2 separate regions of the Homo sapiens genome follow, and region 2 is linked to region 1. Evidence: chromatin loops called from intact Hi-C (ENCODE). Cell type or tissue: heart left ventricle. All regions are shown on one strand. Each heading gives the region's core, and the rest is flanking DNA. Links, peaks and the distances in the headings are about the cores only. Region 1 overlaps ANO6 (anoctamin 6). Region 2 overlaps ARID2 (AT-rich interaction domain 2).

The links. Peaks named below come from ENCODE experiments on the same cell type or tissue, not always from the same donor. Only the 100,000 strongest peaks of a DNase experiment are listed, where the experiment ranks them.
Region 2: it touches region 1 in a loop (2.5-fold over the local background); 1 of 110 quality-filtered maps calls a loop at or near these places.

Annotation. Positions count from the first base shown.
Region 1 is chr12:45,407,341-45,412,723 of GRCh38, forward strand. ANO6 (anoctamin 6) reads left to right here. Exons shown (of 20, transcript NM_001025356.3): 16 at 2,017-2,147. The region is part of intron 5 of LOC105369743 (a long non-coding RNA gene); the gene reads right to left. Among named protein-coding and RNA genes, the nearest start is that of ANO6, 190 kb to the left of the region's middle. In heart left ventricle, for the core only: no CTCF peak of the experiment used is centred there; a DNase peak (open chromatin) is centred at 2,803; H3K27ac peaks cover 1,782 bases.
Region 2 is chr12:45,743,349-45,748,731 of GRCh38, forward strand. All of the region lies in intron 3 of ARID2 (AT-rich interaction domain 2), which reads left to right. Among named protein-coding and RNA genes, the nearest start is that of ARID2, 16 kb to the left of the region's middle. In heart left ventricle, for the core only: a CTCF peak has its summit at 2,717 (motif pointing left); no DNase peak of the experiment used is centred there.

The sequences.
Region 1 (5,383 bases), core at 76-5,075:
GAAAGGATTCAGCAAGAGGCGGAGGCTAGAAGTTTGGGAGGCAAAGCAAAGTATAAACAAATAGAAACCACACCCAGTGACCTTAGAGTTCGGTGTCATGAAGGGTGATGGACATGTGTGGTCCTTGGTGCTACCTGAGTCACCCCCCCCCCCCCCCCCGGAATGACTGCAAAACTGCAGATTCTGGAGCTTATCTCAGACCTTTTAGTTGGGAGCACAGGAAGCTGCACTACTCACAAGCATTCCATGTCATGCTTGTATGTGCTGAAGTGGGAACCACTGATCCAGGTGGCCTGGATAACTGAGCCAAGAGTCTACGTAATATAGGCCATATTTACACTTGGCCTCAGCCAGTGCAGCCTGTATTGCTCAACAGAAAATCCCATTCAGCAGGTTTTGATGTGTTAGGAAACGTGCTACATCCGTTACCTATTTTGAATCATTTAATCCTGACAGCAGCCCTGGGCAATGTAGGTTTTATCACCCCGTTTTATTTTTTTACCAAAGTTAACCAGCTAAGAAATAGAGTGTGGATTCAGATTCAGGGGTGTCTGAACTCATATCCCATCCACTTTCCACAGCCTCCTGCTGCCTCTCTAACATCATCAAAAAGAAAGAAGTGGGGAAAGATTGTGAGGTCAGAGACGTCTCCTGTAGTAGAGATAATTTCCCCTGAGTAAAGCTTCAGTAGCAGTCAGTGAAAAGTGAGCCCTGAGATCAATAGCAGTGGGAAACCCAGCAGAGTGAGCCGTTTGTACTGCCTGTCTTATGCTGGCTGGGTGTGCACGTGTGCACATGTGATGGAGAGGATGAGGGTCTGCCTGGTTTTCTTGCAATAACTGTCCTTAACCATCATGCGATGCCTTCTCATTGTCAGAGTTTGAAGTCCACACCCACATGTTTAATCAGCCAGTGTATCCAGATGTTAGATCTGTATTTGGAGTTGTTGTTATGCCTCTTCTGATGACTCCACAGGTAAACCACAAGCTGGCAGTTGCTTGAGGGGACAACAGTTCTCTATGCCACAGGTGCACACCTCATTTTACTGCCAACTCAGATTTCTTTTCCAGACAAATTGCCATAAAAAGGGGGGAAGCACTTAGCCACAAGGATTCTGAGATAGGGAAAAAAACATGACATAAAAAAGAGACAGTGGGTAGCTCAGCGGGGCAGTATCCACGGGTGGACAGAGCGCTGGGACGCAGTCCAGGCTGTTTTCTCCTAGCTCTGCACTATGACCTGGAGGAGGCGTTTCACTCCTCTGGTCCTTAAATGATTCAGCTTAAAATAGGAATTGGACCTATTTTATCTAAAGTCAGATTATGTCACTTTCCTACTTGGTGCCCTCCAATGGCTCCTCATTTCCCTCCGAGGAAAAAAATGCCCAGATCCTGACAGTGGTCTCTTATTCCTACCCTGCGTGCTGTCTGTGAACCATGGAGACCTGCTCCTGCCTCAGGGTCTCTGTCATCACCGTTCCCTCTGCCTGGGACTTCTTCCCCCAGGTTTCCCACTCCTTTGTCTCCTTCACATCCTTATTCAACATCATTCTGAAGGAGACCTTCACTGGCCACCTCCCTAGACACAAATGCAAGCACTCCCTGCCCTGCTTAGTTTTCTCCACAGCACTTACCACCAGCTCACATACTCTACCTTGTTTTCTCTGTTGATTTTCATACTGGCAAGACTATTTTGAATGATAAGGGGGAAATGAAAAAACAAACAACTGAAGTTAATCAAATAAAGGAACATGCCTTTTAAAAATTAAGCTGCCCATAGGGAAAAAGTAGGAGAAAAAAATAGTAGCAGCTGCAGCTTTGGTAAACCCTGGTGTGTAGTCCTATTTTTCAAAATATTTTGGAATAAGGAGGCAGAAATAAAAACAAATTTAGCATGCAAACAAAAAAATAGTTTATTGGGAAGATTACTTGTGCAGCTTTGAGATAGCAGCAAAATATTTTTATGACCTTGGCCTGATAATATTCGTTCTAATTTATAAATTGTTCTTTTTGGCAGCTGGATCATGAATCTAATTGGGCGATTTCACAGAGTTTCTGGATCAGAAAAGATAACCCCACGATGGGAACAGGACTACCATCTGCAGCCTATGGGCAAACTGGGATTATTTTATGAATATCTTGAAATGAGTAAGTTGTTAGTGAAGTTTTTAGTGATATAAAACATGTTAGAGTATGTTGTGGATACCAAAAGCATCTGTTATTGAGCCATATTAACATTTAGCATATTGAAATGAAGAAGAGTATGTTTTTCTCCACTAGATAAAATTATACAATCCAGCTTTCAGATAAGGTGGTCATGTATGTCTTTGTCAATATTTATGTTGTAAAAAGCTAGAAATTTATTACTGGGCAATGAAATGGAATATTCATTGAGGTACATCTTTACCATTAATTCTTTTTGTTTGTTTTTTTTGAGACAGAGTCTCACTCTGTAGCCCAGGCTGGAGTGTGGTGGTACAATCGTGGCTCACTGCAACCTCCACCTCCCAGGTTCAAGCAATTCTCCTGCCTCAGCCTCCTGAGTAGCCGGGATTACAGGCATGCGCCACCACACCCAGCTTATTTTTGGACTTTTAGTACTGACAGGGTTTCACCATGTTGTCCAGGCTAGTCTCAAACTCCTGGGCTCAAATGATCCACCCACCTTAGCCTTCCAAAGTGCTGGGATTACACGCATAAGCCACTGGGCCCGGCCATCTTTACCACGAATTCTTAAAGCATTCTAATCATGTTGTCTGAGAATGAACTCAGCAACTGTAATTAGATGTGATTCAGCTTGGCCTGGAGTCCGTGCAGGCACAGCTGTTGGCCGATACAGTTCTGAACTGAGTCAGTTAAGCAAGCCTGCAGGAGCATGCAGCTTCGTGGCAGGAATGGTCCCGGGATGCCCACTTTCACATCTCATGCCTGCCTTTGACAGCCTATTTCTTCTGGCCAGTGGTTTCTGCCTGGTTCCTTGAGTGACTTCATGGCTCATAACTGGCCTGAATTTGGAACCATTGTGCTGGTCTGGAATTAAGATTTAGCACAGGTCCTCTCTTTCCTAAATGCCTTGGTCCATTTTTATATTATTTGCTTGGACTCTTAATTCTTTTCAGTAGAACTTGATTTTGACCTCTCAGTTGCCTTTAAACGGAAGCATCTCAAAATAGATTTCCATAGGAAACACCACCTTTTGTATTATGCATGACACGCTTATATCTAATAGATGGCTAACAATTTACATGGTTTTTATCTGTGCCCTTTCAGCTAACCATTGCATTCAATTACAGTTTTTTTTAAGCTTAGGAGAATAGAAAAAGAAACACATCATTTTTGTTGACAGGCTTTGCATTTATGCACAGGGCTTTGCATGTTGGCAAAGACACCCCTTTGTGGTTCCTGTTTACAAGTCTGCAGTTAGAAGGTGGTTTTTATTAAATCACATTCTATATATAAAATAATTGCTTTTAAAAATATACATTATACATGGAAACACATCTGCTTCCTTCAATGAGTAAAAGGTTCATCTTGTGGCTTCTTTAGTCAACAGTACTTTGCAGCAGCCTGGAGCCTGTTTTGAATTTCATTTTTGCTTTGTTATGTTTTGTGACCAGGTTTTATTAAGGGTGTAGCTGCAGTACATATGTAGAAGCTGTCCTTAGTTAGTTATTATTCTGCTGATTTTCAGAAGGACTGTAAGACAATTACCTGTTGTTCAAAAATGAGTCATAATTGTAAATATTTCTTATTGGAACTATTAACAGCATTTTTAAAAATCCTGGGGCAGAATGTCATTTATTATTTTTAAAAAGTTATTTTTCTGTAGTTGATTAGTCAAATAAATGACATCAGAAGGGAAAGTTATATGGTCATGTGCTTTGGGGAGAAGTTGATAGGACTTTTAGAGTTTCATAGGCTCTTTAAAATAGTTATCAACCAAATAATTCTGCCTCATCCTGCCCTACAAGAAAGTATAGAATAACAGCTGTTATAGACAGATTTTTAGGTTTATTAGGTTGTTTTCCTGTTATCTAAATAGTATCTAATGACTTAGAAAACTTGATTTCTGAATTTCTGGGAGTAGGCAGTCTGTCACTGTGTGGGCAACAGGAGAGTGAAATCTGTGTTTTGTCCTTCTAGTCTGTGAGAGACATAATTTCCAAGTGCCTTTTGAATTGTTTTCATTTCCCTAGAAATAAACATTGAGTGCCTTTGGTATTGGTCTCACCACCACACAGTCCCCTCCTTCCCATTTCCCCATATTCCTTAACAACACCACCATCTACCTTTTAAATTGTGGCTCTAACTGCTTAAGGGAAACATCTTCCGGAAAGCAAGCCTCCAGGCTTGCTTGGCCTTGCACCCAGGCTCAACTCTCTTTCCTTCTTTCCTACCTGACAAGTCCTGCTGAGCCTCAGCTGGGCCCCTGAACTTTTCAGACAGCTTTGCTGCTCTTTTCTTCTAGGTGTTAGCAGCACCTGCTGCCTGCCGTGGTGGTATACGCTCTGTGCCTGCCTCTCTCCCCATTGCACCGAGCCCGATGGAGGCAGCTACTGCGTCCTCTGCTAGAGCGCCAGTGCCTGGAACCTTATACTCATAAACATTTAAGCAACTTGAACTTGGAGCTCCAACACACATATAAAACTGTTAGTTGATTTCACATTAACATCCTTCACCCACTTCTCACCAAGTTCTGTATGACCTGTTTGAGTGAAACGTTTTTTATTTAGTGAATTTCCCACCATCCTTTGAGATTATTGGAGTAACTCTGAGCTGTTAACCCAAATTGCTTCTCTAAGAGTGTTCCTGACTCCAAGTACACAGACACAGAACATAATAAACGTAGTTGTCTGTATTCAAACCTGGAAGCCATAAATACTGTTTTGTACTCAGTAATGTACTGCAGACACAGGTGTCCTGAGAACTTGATGAGGCCTTCCTGGTGGGCAAGTGCCATAAACAGAGTGCACTGAAGTGATGAGTGGGCCCTGTTTGTCTCTGGCACTGCCTCTTCCACCCTTGCCGTGGTACCTTGATCTCACTTTCATCTGTCTCCAAGTTAATTTTTTAAAATCTGCTAAAACAATGACCTTCATATATGATTTTCTCCATGTAATGAAGATCAGCTATTCTTCAGCAGCTCCTCGTACCCCTTTCTTTTTCTTCCTCCTATGCTGAACCCACCGATGCCTCTGCTGCACTCTCCAGGACTCAGGCCTTCTTCCCTTCATGCTCTCATCTCTGCTTGGTTCGAGCCCATCACCTGCCATGAAGTCTCCTAACCTTTGCAGGATGAGCTTTCCAAAAGGGCAACTAGGTAATTGGGAGGATTTGCAGTCCTCCAGCTCTTCATTTGTTCATTCATTCATTCACTCATTCAT
Region 2 (5,383 bases), core at 135-5,134, 340 kb after region 1:
ACTGAGCAAGACTCTGTCTCAAAAAAAAAGAGAGACAAATTTTACTGTGTTGCCCAGGCTTGAGTGCAGTGGCTATTCACAGGTGTAGTCATAGTATATGACAGCATTGAACTCTTACTTTCAAGCAACGAACTGCCTCAGCCTCCTGAGTAGCTGAGACTACAGACATGCACCACTGTGCCTAGACTTTTTAACATGTTTTCATCTTTGATAGTGCCAATCCCATCTCATAGTTCTTTTTTACAAGGTTATTCTTTAATGTTTATTTTTCCATGTGTACTTTAGTATCAGTTTGTTCTAGTTCCAGAAAAAAAAAGCTTGTTGGTCTTTTTATGGGGGTTGCATTAAATTTATAAGTTGGAGGACTGATTTTGTGATGATACCGAGTTGACCTATCAAAGAGCAATGGAAGTCTTTCCACTTGTTCACATCTTTTTGTGTCATTCAGAGCCTAAAGTTTTCTTTATATAGGGTTTGAACATTTCTAAAGTTTATTCTTAGGGATATTGTTATTGTTGTTGCTATTGAAAATGTGGTTTTCTGTTTCATGTTTTCTTGTTATCATTTATTTATATAAAAGCTGTTGAACTTTTATATTTTCTAACCTGCTGCCTTACTAAATTGTTTTATAGTTTTGATTTTATGATTGATTTTTTTTTCTTTTTTTTAGAATTTTACCTGTATACTTGGTGTGTCATCTGCAAATAGGGATTGTTTTACTCTTCTAAGTTATGCATCAAATTACTTTCTTTTGTCTAATTGCATTGGCCAGTATATCCATGCAATGTTAATTAGTAGGGAAAATGGAAACATCTTTTCTTTGCCTTGTTGCTGACCTTAGTTTGATGCTTCTGACATTTCCTCATTAAGATACTGCCTGTTATATGTTTTGATGCAATCTTAACTATTGACTTTAATTTTAGTAATCCTGTGATATATGAAAGTATTCATCTATCTGTTTATTTAATGAGTGGTATTGTTAGACTTAGAAATCAGATTTAGTGATTTTTTTGTGTTATCTACTACAGTTTAGTATCTTTTTTTTAATCCATAGGTATTATCTATATTTAAGAGAGGGGCTAATGATGAACATTACATTTTTAAAATTCCATTTTTGCACCTTATATTTGAATATGAGTGTTTCTTATGTTCCAAGAATTTAACACAAAAATACAAGTCAGCTACAGTGCTGATAAATTTGGAGGAAAATTATCTTTCTTTTTCTATCTATGAAACAGTTTTTGCTCTTTTGTTCTTTGCTGGCCATTGATTACATTACTTGATATTTAATAATAAGGCAATAATTTAAATTATTGCTTGATTTTTATATTCTCAAGATGAGAAATAATTATTTTAGTCTTACAAGTCTTCATTATAGGTTAATGAACCCCCTAAAGAAGAAAAGCAAATTTGTACTTTAATCACAGTCAGAAATCTTATGTTTGTTTGCGTGAATCCATTTAAATTCATCAATGCTAAATTAAATGTGTTATGTTTTTACATAGTATATTTGATCCTCACAATTAATCATAATTTGGTTATTGAAAAAATCTTCCTAGTTCTGAGAATTGCTTGGAACATCCCTCCTTCTTTGGCCCCCTCTTTATAAACTATGGAGGTTAGCTTAAATGTGTGTGTTTGTGCAGGCACGTGTGTGTGTAAGCAGCACTCTTTAGAGTTTTAAGCAAACTGTTTGGTGATTTATTGATCAGTTCTTGCTCATAACCAGTCTTATAGGAATTTACCAAGCCTTACATATTTAAAGGGCTAAGTTGAAGTGGATATTAGCTATTGTATACAAACTTAATGTTTTGTAGAAGCCCAGTAGTATAGCTTTCAGCACCTGAAAATTTAGATTCCTAAAGACAGGAGCAAGAAGTGTGTAGTTAGCTATAATTGGATATGGCTACTGAATTTATTTATTGATTTGTAGTATCGTCAGTCTTAATACTAGAAAGGATTTTAAGAAGATGGTCTAGCCCTCTGCTTTCTGGAAGGGTAGAAATAAGGATACTTTTCCAGGTAGGCCTGCGTGGGGATAATTGACTTGCCTAAGATTATTACTACTGAATGATGGAAGGGAAAAGTAGAAACCAAATCAGATCTGCATTTATTACACTAACCACTCCATTCTGTTTTAAAAGGAATAATTTTAGAAGACTATCAGAGATTTCTTTGCTATATAAAACGGGGCCTTTATTTATTATTATTATTTTTGAGACAAAGTCTCACTATGTCACCCAGGCTAGAATGCAGTGGCGCAATCTCGGCTCACTGCAACCTCCACCTCCTGGGTTCAAGTGATTCTCATGTTTCAGTCTCCTGAGTAGGTGGGACTACAGGCACACAACAACATGCCTGGCTAATTTTTTTGTACGTTTAGTAGAGACAGGGTTTCGTCATTTGGCCAGGCTGTTCTCGAACTCCTGGCCTCAAGTGATCTGCCCGCCTTGGCCTCCCAAAGTGCTGGGATTACAGGCATGAGCCACTGCGCCTGGCCTGGTTTTATGTTAAGATGATTCTGCTGACTTATACTAAGAGAGAAAAAACACTTTTTACTGCAAATATTCTTTATATTAAATATTTTACTCGTAAAAACCTAAACTTACATATTTGATAAAGCTTATATATTTGATAGTTGTTTTTTTTTTTAAATAACCAAGGATACTCATTTAAAGGTTAGTCTAGTACATAATTTTTTAGATGGAGACCTCTACTGGAAGTATGAAGTAATAGATAGATTCTGGTTTGATTTTTTTTTTTTTTTCCTTTGGAGACAGGATCTTGCTCTGCCACCCAGGCTGGAGAATGAAGAGTAGTGGTGCAATCATGGTTCACTGCAGCCTCAACCTTCTTGGCTTAAGAGATCCTCCTACTTCAGCCTCCCTAGTAACTAGGACTACAGGTGTGTGCCACCATACCTGGCTGATGTGTAAAGATTTTGTAGAGACCAGGGCTTTCTGTGTTGCCCAGGATGGTTTCCAACTCCTGGCCTCAAGTGATCCTCCTGGCTTGGCCTCCCAAAGTGTTGGGATTGCAGACCTGAGCCACCCACCCAGCCTGATTCTATTACTGTAAATATCTAGACAAAGGGATGGTAGGGAGATATGTTTTAAAAACAGTCAATGTAACATATGCTAAAGTTTTTTTTTTAAGTATTTTTCTTATGAAACTTTAATAGTATACTTTTGGTTTATGATACCATGTTGAATCTTTTAAAAAGCAGACTATTAAGTTTATATTTTTTTAGCTAACATTTATTTAATTTGCCATGTGCCGGGCACTGCACCAAGTGGTAACTCATTTTCTCTTCACACCTCCCTATGACATAGATACTGTTAATATCCTGGTATTATAGATGAGAAAACAGGACAAAGGTGTTTAAGAACCTTGCCCAGGTTCACACAGTAAGTTCTGGATCTAGTATTTTTTTTTTGAGACGGAGTCTCGCTCTGTCACCCAGGCTGGAGTGCAGTGGCGCGATCGAGGCTCACTGCAAGCTCCGCCTTCCGGGTTCACGCCATTCTCCTGCCTCAGCCTCCCGAGTAGCTGGGACTACAGGCGCTCGCCACCATGCCCAGCTAATTTTTCTTTGTATTTTAGGTAGAGATGGGGTTTCACCGTGTTAGCCAGGATGTTCTCGAACTCCTGACCTTGTGATCCGCCCGCCTCAGCCTCCCAAAGTGTTGGGATTACAGGCGTGAGCCACCGTGCCCGGCTGGACCTAGTATTTAAACCTGGAATCTAGGCATATTATACTGTCTTCCCCCAATTCACATGAATATAATTTTATTAAAAAGTATTTGAAGATAAGGACTTCAAGGGAATAAAAATATGAAAATGGTTAGGGTAGTTGTGGGATTGTGGCTTTTTATTTTTATTTAAAAAATTCTTTAATGTATCTTTTTGTAATAACGTGTGTGTTGCTGTACAGTTTATAGTTTATTTTTACAAATATTTATCTCAGTGGATTTTTGCAACAACTCTAGGAAATAGGTATTATCCTCTTGTAGATCAGGGAAAAAGCCTGTAAGTACCATTGCTAGTGCAGAATTAGAGTTTAGTTTTGTGAGTTATAGTGTACTGCTCCTAGTTTACTATCAGAGTCTTGGGGTCAAGGATTTTTTTTTTTTAATGGCAATGCACTTTTTGGCATCTGATACATTGTAGCTGAACTGAATTAGGATCTCCTGTCACTTGGGGAGCTTCTTATGAACTCAGGTGGGTATGGTAGGCCTCTCAGCAAGTGGGAAATCTAATTTGGGAAATTCTGAAAGAATTGAAAATTTCTAACTTACAGAATTAATAGTATAGCATTTCATTCGTCTGTCCCTAAAGCTTAACATTTTTTTGTGTGGTTTTATTAAACAAGCATCAAGAGTCAGTTGTAGTTGTAGAATATTAATTAACATTGTGGTAAATGTGTCATTTTGTGCAATTCTATGCAGTACTTGAAGTTGTTTTTAAGTAAAATAGACACTAATGTCTCCCTATCTGTCTTCACAAGCTACAATATGAGACTAGAGAGTCTTGTGTAGGGTAAGATTTGAGAGAGTAATACAGACATGCCTGAGAGATGCTGTGGGTTTGATTCCAGACCACCACATTAATATATATGATAGTAAAATGAGAGTGAATTTTTTGGTTTCCCAGTGCACAGACAAGTTATGTTTATATTATACTGTAGTATATTAATTGTTCAGTAGCATTATGTCTCAAATAACAATGTACGGCCAGGTGTGGTGGCTCAACGCCTGTAGGCCCAGCACTTTGTGAGGCTGAGGCAGGAGGATTGCTTGAGGCCAGGAGTTTGAGACAACCTAGGCAGTCTCAAGCTGCCTAGTGAGTTTGAGACGTAGTGAGACCCTGTCTCTACAAAAGAAAATGTTTTAAGTAGCTGGTTATGATGGTGCATATCTGTGGTCCCAGATACTTGGGAGGCTGAGGTGGAAGGATTGCTTGAGCCTGGGAGGTTGAGGCTGCAGTGAGCCATGATTGTGCCACTGGACTCCATCTAGCCTGGACAATAGAATGATACCTTGTCTCAAAAAAAAGAAAACAAAAATACTTTATTGCTGAAAAGTGCTGACAATCATCTGAGTTTTCAGTGAGTCATAATCTTTTTACTGGTGAAAGGTCTTGCCTTGATATTGATGGCTGCTGACTGATCAGGGTGGTGGTTACTGAAGATTGGGGTGGATGTGGAAATTTCTTAAGACAACAATGAAGTTTGCTGCATCGATCAACTCTTTCTTTCACGAGAGGTTTCTCTGTAGCATGTAATGCTGTTTGGTAGCAAATTACCCACAGTAGAACATAATTTGAGTCAGTCCTCACAAACCCTGCCACTGCTTTATCAACTAAATTTATATACTGTTCTAAA